Linked DNA regions of Homo sapiens: regions 2 and 3 are each linked to region 1. The links are chromatin loops, found by intact Hi-C in ENCODE. Cell type or tissue: A673. All regions are shown on one strand.

What was found. Peaks named below come from ENCODE experiments on the same cell type or tissue, not always from the same donor. Only the 100,000 strongest peaks of a DNase experiment are listed, where the experiment ranks them.
Region 2: it touches region 1 in a loop (9-fold over the local background); 3 of 110 quality-filtered maps call a loop at or near these places.
Region 3: it touches region 1 in a loop (6-fold over the local background); 25 of 110 quality-filtered maps call a loop at or near these places.

What each region holds. Positions count from the first base shown.
Region 1 is chr3:102,670,551-102,678,550 of GRCh38, forward strand. LOC105374016 (a long non-coding RNA gene) reads right to left here. Exons shown (of 14, transcript XR_001740824.2): 5 at 4,416-4,578; 6 at 3,204-3,436. Among named protein-coding and RNA genes, the nearest start is that of ZPLD1, 240 kb to the left of the region's middle. In A673, CTCF peaks have their summits at 3,136 (motif pointing right) and 4,468; DNase peaks (open chromatin) are centred at 3,181 and 4,471; H3K4me3 peaks cover 547 bases; H3K27ac peaks cover 1,065 bases.
Region 2 is chr3:103,491,509-103,499,508 of GRCh38, forward strand. No RefSeq gene overlaps it. Among named protein-coding and RNA genes, the nearest start is that of MIR548AB, 29 kb to the right of the region's middle. In A673, no CTCF peak of the experiment used is centred here; DNase peaks (open chromatin) are centred at 2,053, 3,233, 4,693, 7,793 and 2 weaker places; H3K27ac peaks cover 7,900 bases.
Region 3 is chr3:102,737,296-102,745,295 of GRCh38, forward strand. No RefSeq gene overlaps it. Among named protein-coding and RNA genes, the nearest start is that of ZPLD1, 310 kb to the left of the region's middle. In A673, a CTCF peak has its summit at 4,037 (motif pointing left); a DNase peak (open chromatin) is centred at 4,026.

The DNA of each region.
Region 1 (8,000 bases):
TATTTTATTAACTCCCAAAAAGTTTAAGTAATGCGTTCAAGATCGCATAGCTAGTAAGTGGTAGAACTGGGAATACAGCACAACCTGACTCTTCAGTCCACATTTTGAACCGCCATATTGTACTCTCTCTCCAACAGTTTTATGAATGCTAAAGAAATCGTAGCACTGGGGAAGCAAGGTACTAGCTCAACTTAAAGATGCTACAATATTGTCTGTATTAGGAAAATTATCTTCAGGAGATGTTGACTCACCTATCTTCCCTTACCCATGATCTACACAGATTAAAATGCACCCACAGTCATATACGTTATCAACATGTAAGGTAGTTTTACAGTGTAATAGTACTATCTCAGAATTGCAAGGACCACAAATAATTTTTAAAAGTTCATGTCAGGAACTCTGAGAGTTTGAGATCTTACCCTGCTTATAAGCTGAAGAGTGAGCTTGCTATAGATTCATGAATACCATAAGAATAAATGAGACTCCTGAGTCAGATACTTGGTTATTTATGGCACAACAGGCAGCATAAGATTTATGTTTGCATTGGTTCCCCTCTCCCCATAGATCTCATGGGGAATCACCAGGAGACAGTCCCAGGTGGATGCTGTGTTTGCAATGTGTTTGTGTCACAGCTGAGAAATCCTAATCTGTAAAAGGGTTACAAGCAAACCTGACCAACCTTTGCCCAGAGGGAGCTCTCGCTGTGTTTTCTTATTTGTATTATGTTGGTCGGCAAACAAATCTGCCCTTTGCCCAGGAGGGTGACACTCTTTCTATCATTTATTGAAAAAATGTCTTGAAAATACATTTTTTGAAAAGACAGTCTGGAATAAGAGCTGTCATCAACTCTGCTCACAAAACATGAATACACACATAAGAGAGACATAAAAAGCTGTTTCCCAACAACGTATTATTTCCTATAATCCATGCTCTCTCATTTGACCCTTATACAAATTCTGTGAGATTAATAGGGTAGGTCTTATAGATTTTCCATTTTGCAGATTTCGCTACCTATAAAATGGTTCTGTTGGCTAAATAAGACTAATATAGCTTCCATAGCCTGAAAATAGTTTAGCTGATGAAATATATAGGTATATAAGAAAAATCCCAAATATACAAATTGAGGTTTAAAGGGATTTAATTCTTATAGCATAAAGGATTAATACAAAAAGAATTTTTCTCCAGTAGTATTTTATATTCTCTATTTTTAGTAGCGACTTGATCAGCAATAAAGAAGTTAAGTATAAGCTTATGTACTAGCAATCACTAGCAATTGATGGAGGAATAGAAATAAGAACAATACACCTCCTAAATTATATTATAATTCAATAGAAAAAGATGATCTGAATTGATGCACTATTTAGGAATATACCTATTACGTTAAGTAGTGTATATCTGTATCAGAATACCATTAAGTGCATAATGTATTATATTCTCAGTTTCTAAGGTGCGTAACATCTAGGTGTGCTCTGTTTGGGGCCGAGGCATCCTTTAATAATTGGCAGAAGTTACATCCCAATGAGGATGGTTTACTCCAGGAATTTCAAAGCAATTTGCTTACTATCAGTCAGCTCTTTTATTTTGACAAGGCAGGTTAGATTTTAGCTTACTTTGAAAAATACAATTAAGTCACAGAAAGTTGGTTGTCTAGTGTTAACAAGCAAAGAAGGGGTATTACTATTGTGTGGTTATGTGGAATTGTGAGGATTGAGGGAAGGATGGCTCACGTTTCTATTGCAGGTCTTACATGATCATTTACTTAGAAGTACTCTTTGGGTTTATGGCTATTTCAACACCAAATGAGATTATCATTTTCCCTTTTAGGGAGCTCTTCCATTATAATTAATGACTCACACAAGTCATGAAAAATGGCCATGATTGTACCACATCTAAGACATGTTTGCAGTAAATTCTGGAAGATTTAGCCTCATCCATCAATTGAATAGGTTGTCCTAAATACACATGATCATTCAAGCCACAGCACCTTTGTGGCAGTTAATAAGCTATCCTTGTTCAGTGGGTGTTTAAATCTTGTCCTTCAGCCAAGTGAAATAAAAGGAATGTTCTCATTAAAAGTCAAAATCTAAAAAGCAAAATTCAATCTGTCAAATTGTCAAGTGTATTAAAGGTGAAAAATAAAGCTGCTAAGACGCTTGGGTCTTTTTTTAGACTCTTGTTTCCCTGGCGAGAAGAGAGAGTCTTTCTGAGACAGGAGTCCTTTTTATACACATTTCATAATAGTTTGTGCCCCTAAACGTAAGCTCTGAGCCAATAACATTCAGGTCCTGTTAACACATTTATACAGGTTTCTAATCAATAAGTGGTTATTAATTTGAAGTACATTTTAGTGACTAGATCTTCAAACCTATCTGCCTCCCACAAGCTTCCAACTCGGATATATATGTCATAGAACAAACGGGAATTCAGTATGAAAGATTAAAATGGACTTAATTCAATGTCTAAGATATTACCTTTATTATGAATTATCCCTTTTAAGATGTTTATTCATACCAACATCTGTAATAATAGTCGTGAGCAGAAATGATGCAAGCAATATATTTTTCTCATGGACAGCCATATTTCAGGTCAGTCCTAAAATAAACTTACTATCAAAATTTTTAGCTAAATATTATCTTTACTGGGGGATGAGGTAGGGTTATCATATAAAATACAAATGGCCACAAATTTGAATTTCAGATACATAATAAATGTTTTTTAGTGTAGATATGCTCTAAATATGGTATGGGACATACTTATACTAAAATATCTATTAGTTGTTTATCTGAAATTCAAATTTAACTGGAGGAATACTTATTTTATCATGATTATTTCTGTCCTAATCGGCAACCTAGGCGTGAGGGGAAACCGTCGTTTGAAGAAGGTGTCTGCTGAAGTCTCAAATAGAAAAGCAGAGGGACACACTTGTTAAGGCAGCTCTGGTAAGGTTTCCTCTATCTTTCCCCAGTTTACCAAACGAAGTGGAAGTCATTGACTAGGGCCAAAAAAAAAAAAAAAATCTCCTCACCACTGTCCCAGCTCATTTATGAAGACATTTTCTTTTCGCCTGGAACTGAAAAAATAAATCAAAGCCCCTTGGAGCCTGATTTATTAGTTTTCACCGAGTGTCATGCAGCCACTAGATGGCAGTAGCAGCCCATCATACCCCGCCCCCTCCCTGGCGTCCTGGAGCCAATTTTCTGTACCTTGTCCTCTTTCTCTTCGCAGGTTTCAGCTTGTCACTTTTCTTCTCCCTCTTTGTTTTCTATTTTTACTTTTATTCGAATGCCAGAAAAACCAGCTGGTTGAAGAAGTCGTGCGGTGCTCCACACGTTTGTCACAGAGGGTGCTGTGACTGAAAAGCCTAACTGATTTTCTAGGCTGCCGGAGCTGGATATCAGGCACCAGGGCACAAGGACACTTGCACTGGAAGCTGTGGCTGGGTAGATAAGGACAAAGAGTGTGATCATGCTTTGCTAAGTCCAGGACACAAGTCTGATTCTCCTGCATGTGAGAATCTCTCTCAGCTGCAGCTAGGTGCTAATCCGTGAACAAGCAGCTCATGGGGGACTTCCCAAAGGTTGTGGAGTTGGAATTTTGGTGTTCCTTTTCAAGACATGAATTTTGTTTTCAGGAAAAAAAAAAAACAAGAAAACGAAAAACCACATTGAGTTACAAAGCTATTCACATGGAGGTATCAGGAATTGATCTTCAGTTTCTAAAGTCCTCCTTAGAGATTTTTAAAGTTGGTAAGTGAGAGAAGAACTTTACATTTTGTAAAAATCTATTTTATTAAAAAGAGGATCTCTTAAATTCTTACTCCGAAAAAGTAGAGGAATGGAGAATACTGTGAAGCAAACGGGTTAAATGAATTCAAATCTTGCTCTCACCAAGGGCATGGCATCCATACGGCGAAGGCAGTCCTACCCTTCCCTCGCTGTTCCCTTTCCCTTCTGCCCGCCCCAGCCACTGCAGTTGTGCAGAAGACCTTGCTATCGATATTGACTGGTACCCTTGTTCCAGAATTCACACTTTAGCTTTTTTTCCAGGAATATAACCTCTTGTATTTAAACATTTCAAAGCAGATTATAAGCTAGGTTTGGATTCTGTTTGCACCTCTTCATTGTTCTTCATTGTCAACCTAAAACTGCATTATTATATATTTTTTAGTTGGGTATTTCCCTCATCTTTCTTCTCTCATTTAGCAGAAAAAAATCAAGTTTAATACTTCTCTAATATGTTAGATATAGATTTCCTGATTTATTTTTTGAGCTTGGGAACAGTAACTTCTGCCAAGGGATTCTTCTCGAAGCAGAATGGGCTTTTTATCTCTGCCACCACTGACAACCAGTTAGTTGCTTAGCAATGATTGGGATTGAATAAGAGGGGGCACTGTGGTGCATACTCTTGGAACTCACTGTGGTGGCCTCAGCCTCCTATTCACTGTAGATTTGTCTTCAACTCTTTCTGGAAAAGGGTTGGGTGGGGGATGGTTCAAGGAAGTCTTATTATGATAAGAATCGTCAATCCACTGGGTGGCTCCTGGATCTAGGAACATGTCAGCTCCCTGGTTCTTCTTGCCTTGGAACATTTTTAAAAAGGAATTTCATATGTTAAATTCTACTTTGTAATTTTCTGTAAATTATTTACTTTATCCTGCACTGGTAATTCATAAGCAAATAGTTTTCCTTGAAGGAGACAAATAAACACAAATTACATTTCAATAATATTTTCCATTGATTAATGTATAATTTGGAATGATTCATTCATGCATTTGTAATTCATTTGTTCATTCATTTATACATATTTTATTTATTTCACAAATATTTGTCTTCTATATTCTAGGCACTGTGCTAAAGGCTGGGGAAACAAAACAAAAGCAAAACAGAAAAATGGATATTGCCCCAAGCTTCATATGATTTATAGTACATTTGATGATTTGTCTTAATGAAAGCTATATATGAACTTAGGGATTTTAAAATTAGGGGCAGTGTAATGTTGTTTTCCTGTCCCTCTGGAATGGGGAAACTAACATTTAATGAAGGTCTCCTATTAATTCATACACGATCTCATTTCTCACTTTTCACTCACGTATGTCATGAATGCATAGATAGACACATGTTTTCCACTTGCAAACAACTATTTATAAACTTTACTTGGTAGAAGAAAATGTCAACCTATCTCCTAATCATACACTTTCTCCATACACTTATTCAACATCAGTTACTGGAAGATTATTCAGTGCCAGATGTGTTGTAGATATGGTGGGCAGAATGGCAGATGGACAATGTCCCCACTCTCTTGGAGATTATATTTATGAGTTTATAACAATTACAGATTAGAACTATGGATTTTACTACTTTAGCATTAATCGCTAGGGAAAAAGACATATCCTTTCTTCTGTGAACAAAGAATTCTTATATCTATATTCTATAAGTTAATGAGAGCTACTCCACAGAGCCAAGAGAATCAGTGTGGAGAGTAATTGGAGACAGCAAGCTCTGCCTACATACGAGTTTCCAAGGGAAGTACAGACTCAGGGTCTTACATCCAAGACAAAATCTTCCCCACTCCTGTACCTCATTTTATACTAAGCATAATATCAAAACAGAAAACAGAATTTACATAAATAAATAGATATTTGTCTACTCCCTTCTCCAAGTGTTGAAAAATATTTGGTATAATGTTTTGAGTGAAGAATAATAATCATTTTGACATTCTATGTATTTAGTGGACTATCAGATAATCTATATTCTCATTTGCTTCTATTGAGACTCTTTTTTATCTATTATCAATCTGTCTATGTGTCTGTTATCTCTCTGTCTATCTATCTATCTATCTAATCTATCTATCTATGTATCTATCTATCATCTATCTATCTAAATTTGGAAGGTGATTACCTAAGACTATTAAAAATCTTCTGGGATCCAGAGACACAATCAAGCATCAAATACTGTACATTGCTTAGCTACACAGGGTGACAAGAAGTTCCCACAAGGAGGCTGGCATAAGCCTTCCTTTCAAAATTCAACTAAAATGCTGATGGGCAATTTTCTTTATAGGCAAAGCATGATGGGGCTGCAGTTTTTATGCACTTCTGAAACCACAGGGGTTTCAATTGTCTCTCAGGCCAAATTCTTCAGAAAACTTTGCTCCTATTTCATCCCCAGACTTGAGTTTGCCAACTCAATACAGCTAAATATAAATGTAAATGTAGATGGAACTTTTACTTCTTAACATAAAATGCTTTTTATTTGATTTTCTCTTGATTGCTGCCAACATGAGTTGATAGATACATTGCATTTTTGGTTTCTGGAATTTGTTGCAAATGTTGGAGCAAGGGGTTGATTGATTGGAATAAACATGTAGCAATGGCAACAGCTGTTAAAAAAATAGCTGAACAGGGAATGAAATAATTTAAAATAAACAGTAGTTACATTTATGACATACATACTGCCTGGATATTTTTAATTTTCCTTGCCCTCACTGAAAATGAAACACTTGTGCAGATAGCAGGAAAATAACTACATTTCAAATTCAAATAGTCATCCCTCAAAAATATGAACCTTCTCTTAGGCCTTTTTCAAAAGTTTATTTCAGTGTCTTTCTTTTTTTCATTAGGCTTAATTTTCTAATAATTGTTTCTCTATTTATTTGGTTTTTTAAAATACAGCTAGTCTTTTGCAAATTTTTTAATTTATTTTCTGTGTGCCTCTCCTTAATATTAACTTTTAAAAAGTAGATAATATCAACAAAAAGTTACTTTGTTATTAATATCTACCCCTGTTTTCATCATATAATCATGTAATGGTGGATATCTGAAATGGCATTTTGGTTTTTCAAAAATTCTGAAACTTTTAAAGGTGGATTTTTTAGTGATCTCCCTATAATATGGAAATACTTTTCCCAAGGACAATTGGGTTTAAACAGTCTGATATGTCACAGAAATTTGCTTTTTGAGGTTGGCAAAAGAAGAATTTCTTTAATATCTTTTTTTTTTTGTTTTGTTTTTTAATGAGTGTTTTCTGGTCACGAAAGAAGAGATTGTAAGAACCAAGGTGGATTTTGGAGACCACATTGTCCAAACTTCCATTATTTTGATCCTGGTCTTGTGGACTGGAGAGGTTGAGGGACTTTCTCCACCTCTCAGAACTCGTGAGGAAAAAAGCCAGGTCTAAAATTCAAAGTCTAAGCTTCAGTGACCAGTGACTTTTTAATATTTTTTTAAAGTGGCTTCTCACTGTATGATAGCAACCCAAAAGATATGATTTCTGCTCCCTAAGATTTTACTCACACATTCATGGCCTTGAGCACTCAGAAAAAAATAAGAGCAGGTTTTAGAGTTTTAGATCTTAATTATCCCATTCACTTCTCCTCTTCCCAGGAGACAAGTTGGATTGTCATTTCTCTATTACTGACAAGGAAAGTGAGTTACAAACAAAAGAGTTAAGAAGTACAATACAACACTTAACTTCTGATTAAGGAAAAGCTTTGTCTGAAAAGGTCCTTTGTAAATCTGTTGTTTGCATCTCAGAATTTATTTCTCCATAGAAAAGTGAAGTTATATGTAACGGTTGAGTTCCTAGGGAAAAGCATTCAAAAATTTTTATTTTATATAGCTTATATCAGAATGTAGCTCTTAATGAAGACTAATGTGGAATACATACACATCATCTTTTTTTTTTTTTTTTTTTGAGACAGAGTCTCACTCTGTCGCCCAGGCTGGAGTGCAGTGGCGCCAACACTCCTAAGGGACACTGGGTTCTGAGTTCCATCATGAGGTGAAACTGGGTGCACAGAATATTGTTTATAGGTCTGTAGGGGAGGAAAACAGTTTTTTCCTTAATGACCATGAGCTCTTAGGTGTAACAGACCCCTGTAGCAAAAGACAGATTAATAAAAAAAAAATACAAAATAGTTTATTAATGTGGGCAGCACGTGTGACACAGAAGAAGCTTTGATGAAAAGTAACTCAAAATGGTGGCTTAGAACTCAACATATGT
Region 2 (8,000 bases), 820 kb after region 1:
AACTGTTAATTATCTGTGTAAATATTATAATTGTGATCATCATTGTTAGCACTGATCTATACCTCAGAAATTAAGTAAAATCTATAACTCGACAAATATGGAGACTCAGCCCAGGGAAAGTAAATGATTCTCAGCTTCTTAATACATTTGTCAATATGATGGTTATGCAAGGACAATGCTTTACTTATGTAATACTGATATTCAAAGTTAAAAAGCTTACTTAAAGTATATATTGCTGAGCCAAAAATGTTTACATTTTTATAAAATGAAATAGTTGAATTCGTTCTATAGATATATGTAAATTTATATTTTAAACTAGCCATATTCATAAATTGATCCGCTAAAAGTTATTTAAAGTGTATTTTTACTTCTTGGGATTAATATTTTAAAATTCAGCTTTTGATTAGCAATGAGTTTAATGTAACTAATATCTGGAAGCCTAGATATACACTTGTATTCATATAATTATTTTTGATTTGCTAGCCTTCAGTTTGATAAATGAAGTTTAAAAATTAATTTCCTGTGTTTCTAATTCATGAATCTGTATTTAAATACACAGATGACACATATTTAACTGAGTGATGTTTTATGTTAATTCAGATGCGACATGAGGAGACTATACAAATAACATATATAAAGTACCTTTATATCTTTGAAGGAAACAATTTACATAAAAGTAAAGTACTTGTTACTTTGAGGCTTGTATACTAAAGTATATTATTTAAATGTGGGGTCTGAATACTGTAATATGTTTACTGTTATATTTTTCAGAGGCAGTAACTTTATTTTTAATTTTTGTTGCAAGAATAGTAGGACTTTTCTGATGTTTACAGAAGGCTGAATTTTTTTTTCTGCAGCAATAAAATCTTATTTTATTGCCTATTCCTATTTCACTTCACAATAATAATTATAATGACTTTGAAACCCTCTTGGCATTTTGTAAGTAACAGAGTGAATAAAACCATGTCAACTTTTCTTTTTATTGTAAAATCTCAGTACTTAAAAGTTGCTGATAAGAGACTGGAAAGCTCAGGAGCTTTATAACAGGAAAAATATAATCTAGATCTTTAGCAGTGTTTCAAGTATGACCCGGGTCAGTAATCATCAAAATATCTAAGTACCTCAGTAATAGTTACCCATAGAAAATACATATTTAACTTTTACTAAAGATATATAAAGCAATTTGGGGTAAATCCTTCAATAAATGTAACTAATTTTCTTCAGCCATGAGGCATGGGAGCTATGTTCAGGATTTGTAAGTCAAAAGATGACCATAGTTATTTGTAAGTTTACCATAGTTACTTGTAAGTGAATTTATTTATTTTAAATATAATTTTCGATGTAAGTGAATCATTCCCCAACTCAAGCTATCTGGATACCAGCATATTATAAAAGCTCTCCTGATAGGCAGAGAGCTGAGAGTCTCTGAATTAAATGGATATAACTTGCTTACATTTTCTAGCATGTTGGCTCATACATTGTAAGCAGATAGTAGCTATTCATTATTAATAATGATGACTATAGTTCCCAGTTCTGTCATATCCTGAATCACATTGCCTAGTGCAAGGATGTGCTCAGGTTGATCTTGTTTACCAATATGATTTTAAAATGTGCTTCTGGTCCTCAAATCCTACTAGCCCTTCTTAAATGTGACCATTCCAACAATAAGCAACTGCCAAAAGGTAATAAAATAAAAGGTAACCAAATAAAATAAATAAAATAGGTAATACTCTATTAACACCTGTACATACAAATACCTCACTGTCCCTCAGTACAGGGCTTTTCTCCATAGTTTGGCCAGAGCTCATGACATAAAGGCTTCTCCCTCAATTTGAGATGACAAGGACTATAGAGTAGACCCTGAGCTTTGTACTTAACTAGCTGAATGGATAAGGATGCCTGAATGAACTGTCCCGAGAAACCAAAGCCTGCCTTAGAAGCTAGAACCAGAATACACTAGTGAGAAAGGGTGAAGTGTTTGCTCCTTTCTTTTAACAAATAATATCATATCCTACTATTAAACTCAGCTCAAAGAATGTGATAGGCTTTCACTAATTAGATTAGCAAAGCTTCTTCGCTGGAAATGCAGTGAGGGAGAGGTGTGAGCCTGGCATAGAGAGGAGGAACCAATGAATATTCAGAGCCAGAGTTATTCACAAAACCTGCTCATAGAAAAATAAGAAATTACTTACATTTGAGTTTCATGTAATCATCGTAGCTTCTGTTCACTTTGGGGAAATTTTATGAGATAAAAACTACACATATCAAGATTCAAATTCTACCTCTTTCCACTTTTTAAAATTCATCTTGAAAAGACTTATGAGATATCTATTAATTCCACTCTCCATCTGTAAAAGGGTTGCAATATTAGCCATATTTGATAAGAATCAAATAAGATAATAGATTTTAAGAAGTTATCTGTGAATTATTTATATACATTAACAATAAAATAATTCTATAGTCAAATATGTTTGCGAGGAAACATCTTTGTATTAGTATTTGTCAGAAACATTAATATGTATTACAAATCTCCAGAGGAGGATATGGCAGGGTTTTTCTTCAAAATTATTTATCTACAGAAACTTTTTTTCAAAAAGCAGTTCAGAGAATTAATATTTTGCTAAGAAACCACTGGGAAACTTGGAGGTAAGCATTGTAAATATAGTGACTAAGAGAACACTTAATTTATTGAAATTTCTGGGCTTTGTGGCTTATGAACAATGCATATTTTGTGTTAACCATATCCTTTGAGTTATATTATATGGGTGAAATCATAATATTTGTGTGGGATATATAAAGAATGTAAAGCAGAAATTTCAGAGTGTGGGCATCAAATTCTACTAGGGTTTCAGATACTGGAATAAAAATAATTGAAGGTGTTTTCATCTTAGCTTTTATAAAACTGGCAGAATAATTTTTTAAAAGTTCTGGCTCTTCATCAATCAGAAGCTTAGAAATAGAGCTTTAAGAAAGGGCTTGATTAAAATAAACAAAAAGAAAGATAAAAAAGATAGAAAATGAAGGAAAGAATGGAGGGAGGAAGGGAAGGAGGCAGAAAGGAAGGAAGGAAGGAAGGAAGGAAAGAAACGAGGAAGGAAGGAAGGAAGGAAGGAAGGAAGGAAGGAAGGAAGGAAGGAAACGAGGAAGGAAGGAAGGAAGGGAGGGAGGGAGGGAGGAAGGGAGGGAGGGTGTATTGTCTTGGAGATAATGGCAGTGATACTTGGCTGCGCAGCAGAGGAGACTTAAAATATCTAGAGCCAAGGAGTCTCTCTGCAAAGTCTCAATAAATTCTTTTCTCTTGAATTGAATGAGTCCAGATTCCTTTACTCAATTAATGCATATTATTTGTTACTGGAAAATTGTCATATATACAGCAGAGCAATTGCTGTTTCAAGAGAAAGTAGGAGAATACTATTACTATATGTTCAAAGACTAGAAAGAAGACTTTCCAGGTTTATGGACAGTAGCAGTTGTGGGTTTAATATTAATAATACTGATAATGCAGAAAGCTTTCTTCATCAAAATGCTCAAGATGTTACTTTCTGATCTCCTATATTCCACCTTTATTTGGGTCAAAATCTTTGTTATTTTAATTCTTATATTATCCCATACACTAAGTATCAAAAAGCAGTACCATTTATTGGAAGTTACTAATTTCTTAGTGCTGCTGTTTCTCCATCTTTACACTAGAATAACAACATTTAATCACTAAAAACATAGAATATTAGAACTAAAAACAATCACATGAATGTAAACTCATTTTGTAACCAAAATCTGGGCAAAAGAAAAATAGATCATTGAGTGCTGGCTTTTAAGACTGCTCCTCTGTATTATATTGTCCCATCTGCACTCTATGCTGTATGCTGCTGAGTGATGCCAAGATCCATCTCCCACTCCATCCACCCTGTGTTACCTCAATGAGCATAATTTCAGATCTATTACAACTAGAGTGTTTTGACGAATAAAAAATATCTAGAGAGAGCATAGAGAAAGAGAGAAAAAAAGAAAATCTACGTTCCACTTAAAGAAAAGCCTGCCAAATATTATTTAAAATACCAGCATTTCTCATCCATAAAGCAAACACTTAAACTAAAATATAGAAGACTTTAGTAAAGTTTAGTAAAGTTTCTTAATTCCATAAGGCAAGTAATGCTGAATTCACATTTAGTTTTGCAAAAGGATAAACCACTGTATCGTGCAGGAGCATAGAAGTATGGTTGTAGTAAAAGATTTTCTAGTGTTTCTCTAAATAATAGATTAATGTCACTGGTAATTGTGCAGTTAATCCTCAGGTGGCAGGAACTTTAAATACCTGATGTGACAAGTTATGCAAATACCAAGACGAACCATAGGAAATGCTTAATTTACTCAATTCTCTTAGAGAGAGGAATTATAGAAATCCATTGCTTGGGTTTCATAAAATTTTAAAATATTCTACAAAAATTCAATTATATGCATGTTTTCTGTGCTAGCTGAATATAACCAATATCTTTATACTAGCAGAGCTGTCAGAGGAAAAGAAAGCCAACATTGTCTATAAGATTTTCCAGTGAAATTATGTTGATATAGGGACTGGAGCTTTCCATTGTTTTGGATTGTATTCCTTTGTTGTCTTCAGCATAAAATGCTGAAGTCCCACGACCCCACCTGCTGTAAAATGTTAGGCTATGCAAAAAGTAAATTTCAAAATATGTTCTATTCCTGTACTTATTCCTGTGGGACTGCCCAATTTGCTAGACTTGTTGAGAATGATCCCCCACTAATAGGATTCCTCTGTAGCTACAGTAAATTTAAAGCAGTTTCCTTTGGTCCTGTGGTAAGAAGTTCAAGACCATGACCTAGAATTAAGGAGTGAGTACTAGTGCAACTTTTACCATGCATTTTCTAACTCTGTCAGATGATCTACTTTTGAAAGACAATTAGTTCTTCTAGCTTAATGATTTTTGGCTCTTCGTACCTGCCTGCAGCAATATTTTTGAATACAGATCCACTTTTAATGACATCCTCATTTTTGATGTTCTTTGACACCTCTCCCATAGACAGCTTCATTATACATTATATGGATGTGAGGGCAGAACTAGAAGGCACATGTTTGCTTATCCAATTTTACTGCAGCCCTTTATCAAATTTGCTCCTCCAGCTTTAGATCTTCTTGTATGAAATAGACTCCACAAGACACCACACACAATTGTGACGGATTTTCATTTATTTCATCTCAGCTCCTAATTCATTTATCATTGCAAAGAGGGCTCGGACTCTTTAAATCCTTTTTTAATTTTTTTTGTCAGCTGGAAAAATTGAAACCTTTTTCAATTTAAAGTTGGAAAGTGACATTATGTCATTGACATTTTAAAACATAACTCAGAGACAATACAGGAGGACGAGGCCTCCATTCCTGGTTCCTATGCGTTCCTGGCAGACTCCTGCACACAGAAGTCTTCTTCGGAGTTTATCCTACAGAGTGTGGAAAGTTTTCTAGTGCTGGCTCTCCAGCACGAGCAGCTTCTCTATCAGCTAATGCAAGCAGGGTTCAAGTTTTCTCCAGCACCTGGCTCTAACATTGTGAGAGCACTTTTTCCAGCATCAGGCTTCTGCAGCACAGGTGGCTCCTTCAGTGTCCAGCTCCTGTAGTCCAGGGCAGTCAGCTACATCCAACGACTAGTAGCTTCCCTGGCTCCCCTGTCTTGAAGTTCCATAGTGGAGTGCGTCCAACGTGACATGGATTTCTGTGGCAACATAGAGGGCAGATTTCTTGTAAGATTCACGAGTGCAATAACACAGCTACTTCTCTGCCATCCAGTGAGGAATTCATTCTTCAACAAGGTCTGAATCTCAACCCTGGTGTAGGGATTTCTCTTTTTTAGTTGTTTTATCATAGTTCAAGTGGTACTGACTTCTCCTTATAGTTACTATTCTTGTATTTCTTAGAGTTCTCTTTACTATACTTTCTTCACCATGATAATTTTATGTGCCAACTTGGGTAGACTATGGTGACTAGTTGTTTAGTCAAACACTACTCTAGATGTTGATATGGAAGTATTCTTTAGATGTAACTAACAGTTGCAATTAGTTGACCTTAAGTAAAGCAGACTTCTACGATTTTGGTAGGCCACTTCCAATTAGTAGAAGGTATTGAAAGGAAAAGCCTGAGGTTTCCAAAAGAAATTCTGCCTTAGTTTTCTACCTTCACACTGAAGGCTGCAATAGTTACTCCTATCTGAATCTCCAGACTGCTAGTTTGCTTTACTGATTTTGGATTTCCCAGCTTCCAGAATCTGATGAGCCATTCCCTTAAAATAAATCGGTCTTTCTCTATATATGTCCTATTGGTTCTCTTTCTCTCAAGAACCCTAAGTAATATGCTAGCCAGTCCCTCATTAATCAAATATTTTGTTAGAAGTAATAATTTTTATATTAAACTTTGCCTATACAGATTATTGTGTGGTTTCTGTTTCCTGATTGAATCCAACTGTTTTAATGTTCTTCCAAACCTACAGACAGCCTATAGTTCTGTGAGGGAAGTTTCTGGTAATAGAGTTAGGTTCCTAAAAGACAGCATCCAGTATCCGGAAGTGTTTCACAGTCTTCCTCTATATCCATTCCTGTTTGTCTTTTTCTAGGCTTCTGATCATCTTGGTTTGAGGTGAGGTATGAAGTGCTACAGGAAACAAAATTCATTGCCTAAAACAATTGTTACACCTATATGTTAAAGTTTTATATGCCTGTTTTTTCAAGTACATACCATTTTCCTTATTTTTGTCATGAATATATTTCAAATAAAAGAGAAAAGATAACAGCAATCATTCACTAATTAGAAAGAACACCATATACTAATAATATAGATAATTAAAGTTATTAAAAGTAGTAGAAAAATAGGTCAGCTCACATTTAGAAACAAACAGAAGAGAATAGGTTACAACTGAAAACAAACATAGAGAAGAGAATAAGTTTTATGGTGTTCATATTTCAAAGAGATGATTTTGTGGAAAATGTAACTTGAGTTGCCGCCTTCTTTTTCATCTATATAAACATGCTTCCAGTAACCAGGTACCTGGGAATGATTTTTTTGCATTCACTTCTCTTTATTCCCTCTCACTAATACTTCACCAAGTTCAGTACTCATTGTCACCAAAATGTATCTAAAATGAATTTACTTTCCTCCACTGGTACCCATTCACTACACTAACCCTTGGATTATTAGCCTTAGCTAATTCGCTATCATTTCTCCTCTCCATTACTGCATTGGTTTCCCAAATAGCCTTTCAGATTTCACTATTCCTTCTTTCAATCCAATTTTTATGATCAGCCTAAGTTATGTTTCAAAATGTCAATGATATAATGTCACTTTCCAACTTTAAACTTACAGATGACAGCACATGCTTTTGAAAATGAAAAGTAAATTCCTTAAAGTGAACTAAAGCAAAAAACTAACAACAATTAACTAATATATATTGTGCTTTTATCTTAAGCCAGGAACCATTCTAAATCTCCTGTACATAGTGAACAATTTATATTTCATAATAATCTGCTACTTAATATTGTATAGGAAATAATATTATTGTTTTATAAATGAGGAAAATAGGCACAAGAAAAATAAATAAACCATTTGCCCCTGGGTCATATAACTAAAGACAAGTACTGTCAGATTTAAAACACAGAATTTCTGTCTAACTCTAGAATTGAGAAGGCTAATCTGCATGCTTTCCCCAGATTTTTGTTCAGCATTGTTCTCCATAGGCATCAAATGCAGCTCCTCCACTTACTCACTATGCCATAACCACACTGGTATTTTAAACCTTTCTACAATGTACCAACTCCTTTCCTTTTCAGGCTTTCCCACATGCTGTTTTATCTTTCTGGTATGCTTTTCCTCCCACTGTCCACATGGTTATTTTTATTCATCTTTTAGCATTCAACTTAAATGTCACTTCTCTAGAAAAATTACAGGATCACTGCCCAAACTGAAAAAAAAAAAAGATTCTACATGTTATGTTACTCTA
Region 3 (8,000 bases), 67 kb after region 1:
GGGTGACCCGCATGCAGATGTGGATTGATTTAATTGCAGCTGGGATTGCTCAGGAGAAAACTGACAGGCAACCCAGTGGAATGCTGCTGGCTCTGTGGAGGCAACTGTCCCTGGAGCAGCAATTCCAGAGAATGTTCAAGAGGGGGCAAAATACTGCGGCTCAACCCAGCCCTGCCCAGATGTTGCAGCTCAAGGACTATTTGCAAATGGGCAAAGAGACCTTCCTGTTTGATTAGGGAACTGGCTGAGGTGCCTGGCTCAGGTTGGGGGCTGGGGGGTGGATGACTGGAGGCCTTATGTGGAACTGGCAACTGGTCCCCCACCAATGTACAGCAGGTCCTAGCACTGGTAGATACTGGTTGACTCTGCAGAGGCAATTGTCCCTGGAGCAGCAGTTCCAGAGAACGCAGCAATTCCATTTGTCCTTGGAACAGAAGTTCCAAGACGGGGCAAAATAGCAGTTTTGCTTATAGCAACATGGAAAAATTTCTGGGCAAAGCTGCATTCATTGATGGTTTTGGGGGCCAGTTGGTGAAAGTGAAACCTGTGTCTCTGCATCTTGGTATTGGCCGCTTGGCTCCCCACCTGTATACGGTGTATGTTTCTCCTGAACCTGAATATATTCTGGGGGTGGACATTTTGTATGGTCTGGACTTGCACACCATGGCTGGAGAATTCAGACTCCGGGTTCATGTAGTAAAGCTGGTACTGCGTGGACATACACATCACCAGCCCCAAGTTCTGTCACAACCCTGACCGGTTACTTCCAGTCATCAATACCATTTGCCAGTGGGGCATACAGAGATAACTGAGACTATTCAGAAGTGAGAAGAGGTGCAAATAGTGCATGGCACCCATAGCCCCTCCAGTTCCCCCATAGGGCCAGTCAGAAAGCCTGACGGAACTTGGCGAATGACAGTGGATTATCGGGAACTGAATAAAGTGACACCCCTCTGCATGTGGCTGTACCCTCCATCACGGATTTATGGACTGTTTGACAGTGGAATTGGGACAGTACCACTTCGTAGTGGACTTAGCTAATGCATTTTTCTCCATAAACATTGCTCCAGAGAGTGATGAACAGTTCGCCTTCACATGGGAAGGACGACAATGGACTTTCACAGTGTTGCTGCAGGGCTATATGCATAGCCCCACCATTTGTCATGGTCTTGTTGCCATGGAATTAGGTGCCTGGGAATGTCCAAAAGGGGTCCACCTGTTTCATTACGTTGATTTTATGTTAACCTCTGATTCTCTTACAGGTTTAGAAGTGACAATGCCCCTCTTGCCTGGGATTGGGATAAGAAGGCTGAAAGAGCCTTTCTGGTAGCCAAGCAGGCTATGCAGTGGACACAAGCCCTATGGATAGTTGACCAGGGGTGCTCATTTAAACTGGACGTGCATGTGACCACACATAGTTTTAGTTAGGGCCTATAGCATTGCACAGAACACTTGAGTATGCCAGCAGGCTTTTGGTCCTACTGGGAGCTGAGCTCCAGTATTCACTGATAGGGAGGCAATTAGCTGCTGTATTTGCTGCTCTTCAGGCCTGTGAGAGTATGACAGGACAGGCTACAGTCATAGTGCGGACAACTTACCCAATAGCAGGATGGGTGCATTCATGGGTAACAACCCCCCTGACTGGGACAGCACAGACATCCACGTTAGTGAAGTGGGGTGCCTACTTAGAACAATGGAGTATGCTGAGTACAAGCCCCTTAGCAGCAGAATTACAAGAAGTTTTAGGGCCTGTAGTTCTAATGCAAGATAAGGCCATGGGGCCTGAAGCCATCACCATTTAAAGAAGGGTACCTTCCAATTCCTGATAGGGCATGGTATACAGATGGGTCCAACCAGGGTGTTACTGTTGCCTGGACTGTTGTAGCAGTCCAGCCTAGCACTTACTGGGTGCAGACAAAGCAGCCAATGGGCTAAACTTAGAGCGGTGTGGATGGTGATTACTAAGGAGGACTCACCTATGGTAATTTACACCTATAGCTGGGCAGCCTATCGAGGTTTAACTTTGTGGCTGACTACTTGGAAATTACAGGATTGGCATGTAGGCCAAACCATGTGGCATGACCTCTGGGAAATAGTTCACCAGAAAGATGTAACAGTCTATCATGTGTCAGGTCATGTGCCTTTGGCCACCCCCGGTAATGATGAGGCAGATAGCTTAGCCAAGTTCTGATATCGGCACCTACAAAAGATGTAGCTTTGTGGCTACACAGGAAACTGAGACATGCAGGGAGTAAGCTGATGCAACAGGCAGGTCAATAGGCCCTGGGGTCTGTCTTTGCCTTCACAGGACATTTTGGAGGCCTGCCGGAAGTGCCCAGCATGTGCTCAGGCATACCCCAGACAGAGACAACTGCCCAGTGTAACACAGCACAGCAAATGATGGTTACCATTTGCTGTGTTACCAGATGGCAAATAGATTACATTGAGCCGCTGCCAAAATCGCAGGGCTACACATATGCACTGACGGCTGCAGACACAGCCACTGGCTTGTTGTTCACCTACCTTTGCAGGGTGGTCAACCAGCAACACAGCGTTCGAGCCCTACAACACTTACTTGCCTTATGTGGCCATCCCTTGGCTGTTGAAAGTGATGGGGGAACACATTTCATTGGACAGCAGGTACAACAGTGGGCACAGCAGATGGACATATGATGGGGATTTCATGTTCTTTATAACCCACAAGCCGCTGGCATGATCGAGCGATATAACGGATTCTTGAAGAATGGGTCACAGTTGCTTTTTACTCCCCCATCTTGGCAGGGATGGAGTTCTGGGTTGGATCTGGTGCTTCAAATTTTGAATGAGTAGCCATGGAAAGGTGGCCCAGCCCTGGTGGAGGCTTTGTTACACTAGGCCTCCACCCTCATCCAGCTGCAGATACACACCAAGGATGAGCTCCTCCAATCATGTATGGGGACAAACAGTAATCTATTGTTGCCTGCCCCAAAGCCTCTGAAGGCACAGGAACAGAAAACCTGGTGTTGGCCATGGACCCTCCAAACCCCTCATTGCCGATGGTTGGCTATTTTAGCCTCCTGAGGGGAGGGCCTGCTGTATGACTTACATGTTACTCCTTGGGTATTTAATGCGTGGCCTCCATGATTGACCTTTCATAGAGGAATGGCCAAGGAAGGAACCCTCCTCTGGGGGACATATGTACTGTCTGTGTGGCCTATTATTACAAGCTCTCCTGTGACTTTGTAATGGATACAAGACTCAAAAGAACCATAGGGAGCTGAGAATGTGTGGTATCATCGCCCAGGGAAAAAGCCGTTGGCAGCTGCATTGTTATCCAGGGATGAAAAGTTAGCCTGTATTTTGCCTGAGGGACGTGATTTGCCCTTGTTAGTACCTGTGCCTGCTTTGTCATTCCAGCTGCAGGTTGGCATGCTCCAACAGCATCATGGACGGGGCCTACACCTACGCCGAGGTGACCAATGTCTCCAACTGTTGGATCTGCACAACTCTTCCAGCAGCAGCTGGGGACAGCTTGTTCTGGCACGTGCATCCAGCTTCTATGCAGAAGTGGACATGGCTAGAGACTTGGGGTCCTGCAGACAACAGGTAGGATGCAACACGGTGAGCTTTGAACAGGGGTTGTCGCAGAACCCATGGCAAGCCTGCCCCCTGGCTGACTTGTAGTGTCCATGATGGATGAGCTTGGCTAATGGGAGAACATGTAGTGCCCCCATTGCAGGTACCATAATGTATAGAGCAGCACTGTGGTAAAGTCACTGTAAGATGGTTGCCTGCTGAGGTTTGTGCAAACAAAACACATGTCACCACAACAAGGGTGTGGTGGAACAAGCAGACTTGCCAAGGCTGGGGCCCCACGGATTTTGTGCCCCTTGGGAGTTTATGGGTCTGTGGGGACACAGAATGGCCATCTCTGCCAGCCAATTGGACTGGACGTTGTACCTGGAGGTGGCCCTATGTGGCTGCCACTGTGCTTCCCACATTTCCTGGCCACCCGCATAACTGGGAGCCACTGTGTTCCTGTTTTTTGCGGTGCAGCTTGCCCCCTGGTGGTTTTATCCCTTAGCTATAACTATCCCTGGAGCAGGTGTCATCACTGTGGAAAAGCAGGTTGTAGCCTTTGCAGAGCACGCAGCTTGGGCCCTGAATTACACCTGAGTTGCTCTCCTTTTGTTCACTGATGAAGCTGACCAGATCAGGAAGGTGGCGCTGCAAAACTGATGGCCTTAGACAGTCATAGCTGCCCAAGGTGGTAACTGTGCCCTTGTAGGGACACAGTGCTGTACGTTTATTACCCCTGACAACCACGGGAATATAATGACAGCTTTACAAGGGGGTGTCACAGGAGATTAAGGTGATTGAACACCTTACTGATGACCCCCCGCAGAGATGGTGGGCATCTCTGGGCTCTGGCCTATGTTGGGCTCTTATAATCTTAGGTAGCATAGCAGGGGTATTAGTGGTGGGTTGTTGTTCTCTGTATTGTTGCTATGGCCTATGGGTCCAGGGTGCTGCTGTATGTGCATGGGTCCCCACCAAGAGGATCCGCTCGGCCTGGGGGCAGGGTGTAAGGAACATGGCTGTGCTGAAGCCAAGTAGGCACTGGGCAGCAGGCATGGGCCAGGGTAAACAGCCTTGATGATTCAGCGGGATTGGGATGCAAGGCGCACAGTCCTGTGTCTTATGTAATCATAGCCACGTAGACACAACATAGAGAAGCTCCCCACCTGGCTCTCAGTCGCTATTTTTTGTGTAGGTTATAAATGTAACACTGACCCTGTGAGGGGCTGCTGAATAAAGCCATGTCTCATTTAAAGAACACTGTCTCTCAAGTGTTCTTCCAGCTCCCTGCCCCACGTCCACCCATTCCCCTCAGCCCTCAGCTTGGCCTGGAACCTAACCCTGAACCTGACAATTTATTTTAAGAACTTTTTGTAACTTTAGGCTTATTTAAATAGCAATCATACAGTTTCAATATTGTTGTTTCACTTGGCATTAGGGCATTAGCATGCTTCCAATTGCTTTATAATCTTTAGAAACATTGTTTTTATTGACTATATGCTTATCAACAAAATCCAGTAAGACTATTTGATTAATGCAAAGATTCAAGGAATTGTTATCTAGTTTGTGGATTATTCAGAACTCTTAACATTTGAAATTTGCCTGCTTTTTACAACCTTCAGTAGTATAGTTAAGACAAAGATTAATTTAAATCAGTAAGAGTTCCTTCTTATATATAATCTAGCTGATTCAGCTATTTTATTTTATTTATTTATTTATTTATTTACAGACATACAGAGTCTCACTCTGTCACCCAGGATGGAGAGCAGTGGTGTGATCTTGGCTCCTCTGCCTCCCGGGTTCAAGCAATTCTCCTGCCTCGGCCTCCCGAGTAGCTGACATTACAGGTGCACACCACCACACCTGCTAATTTTTGTATTTTTAGTAGAGATGGGGTTTTTCCATATTGGCTGGGCTGGTCTCCAACACCTGACCTCAGGTAATCTGCCGGCCTCAGCCTCCCAAAGTGCTCCCAAAGGATTACAGGCGTGAGCCACCATGCCTGGCCAGCTTGCTTGCTTGCTTGCTTCCTGCCTGCCTGCCTGCCTGCTTGCCTGCCTGCCTGCCTGCCTTCCTTCTTTCCTTTCTCTCTCTCTCCTTCCTTCCTACCTTCCTTCCTTCCTTTCTTCCTTCTCTCTCTCTTTTTTTTTTTTTTAGAAAAGCACAACTAACTTAGGAAACCATGCTTAAATTCTCAGACTCTTGCTCATTGTAGAGTCTTCCCAGTTTACAGCTATAGCCAGAAGTCTTGAAGTAAATGGGAACCACCTGAGAAAATCAGCTGCCAGCAAGCCAAAGGTATTAAGCCATGGAGACAGAGGATGGAGAGCATATCTCACCCTCCTGAAGAGTGAAGCAGTGCTTGGAAAGAAAAACAGGCCGGGCGTGGTGGCTCATGCCTATAATCCCAGCACTTTGGGAGGCCGAGGTGGGCAGATCACGAGGTCAGGAGATCGAGACCATCCTGGCTAACACAGAGAAACCCCGTCTCTACTAAAACTACAAAAAATTAGCCAGGCATGGTGGCGGACGTCTGTAATCCCAGCTACTCGGGAGGCTGAGGCGGAAGAATGGCGTGAACCCAGGAGGCGGAGGTTGCAGTGAGCCGAGATCGCGCCATTGCACTCCAGCCTGGGTGACAGAGCGAGACTCCATCTCAAATAAATAAATAAATAAATAAACAAATAAATAATAATAAATAATAATAATAAGAAGAAAAACAAGAAGCTGCTAGTCTCGATGTTTCTCAGAGTATGTTGGCTTTTGTTGAGGCAACAGCCAAAGGTGGCCACACGTGTCCTGAATAATCTAAATGGGGTGAGCCTCAGTAGGCAAGGGAAAAATGAGGAACCTATGAAAGATCAGAGAAACCAAGGATGGAAGTAATTTCTACACAGAAGGGGAAGTCAACAGAATAAAAAATTCTGAAGATGTCAAAGGAAGAAGCTTCCATCAGATTGGTAAGAAAACTGTCCTTAAAGGCTTATAAGAGAATGATTTTTATTGAGTGTGAAAATAAAAAGTTCACATTAAGAAGGGAGAAAATAAATTAAAAATTAATAGAAGTAGTAGATATAGCCTACAAATTTGATACTCTGAAATACAAAATGAATCAGAGAAATAAAATAGTAGCCTTAAAATAATAAAATAGTAATCTCAGATAAAGACTGTATGTTTTCTATTGCTGTCATAACAAATTACCACAAACTTGGTGACTTAAAATAGGTCTGTAGGTCAGAAGTCTAACACGGATTCCAGTGGGCTAAAATTAAAGTGTAGGCAAGGCTGTATTCCTTTCTATAGGCTCTGGGAAGGATCAATTTCCTTGCCTTTTCCAGTTCTAGAGGCCATTGGCATTTCCTCACTTGTGGCCCCCTTCCTTTATCTTCAGAGCTAGCAAAGGCAAGTCAAGTCTCTTTAACGTGGTATTGCTCTGACCTTGCTTGTGTTGTCACATCTTTTTCTCTGGGCCTCCTCTTCCATCTCCTTCTGTCACTTTTAAGGACCCCTGTGATTATGTTGGGCACACCTGGACTGCCTGTTTGATCCAGGATAAACTTCTCATCTCAAGGTTCTTAATTTAATCCCATCTATAAAGTCCCTTCTGCTGTGCAAGGTAACACTAACAGGTTGTGGGATTAAGATGTGGACATCTTACGGAAGCCATTATTCTGTCTGCAACAAAACCTACAGCAGTGTGTAAACTGAGGCAGAAGAATGTGGCAAAGACAAACAGACTGAATTGCTGAAAAGGGGAAATTTAAGTATAGTAACAAGTTGCTTCAGCAGTCAAGAAGGATAAATTAACTTGAATCAGAAGCAGTAGGTCATCTTTTCTGTCAATGGAAAGAAGGAAGGCAGAACATAGACACTGAATTATTAAAATGGGAAGTAAAGGTACAAGTTGAAGCTCAGAATGTCCCATCACTGAAGGAGCCAGTGTAGGGTGAAGAGGTGTGGCGTGGGAGGCTCCAGGTGGCAGGTAGTCTTCAACAGCATTTGGGGGCTTGGAGAATTTTAAAAAGGATGCATAAGGGGATGACTAATAACACTCAGAATCCTGATAATAATAGCATAAATGTGTAGTGGGTCAAATCTTCATGGTTCAAAATACTCCTTCAACAATGCTCAGCTCAAGGAGAAAATAGGAAAAGAGCACTCAGGAGAGATGGAGGGATGATAATCGATTTGAAGTGCTTTGATGAATGGCCTAAGTACCTTATAATATGCTGATAATCAGAGTACTGAAGTTTTACATACTGTTCTTTGTCAGGTCCTCACACATTAGGAGTTAAGAAAATTTAGCAGTTCAATTAGAGGATTGCAGCTCTATTTTATAATTATAGTTTGTATATACAGATCTATTAGCTCCAGAGTTTTACAAATATATATCTGAATTTCTAAAAGGGCTCAATAATTTGAGAATATAAGAGTATTGACTC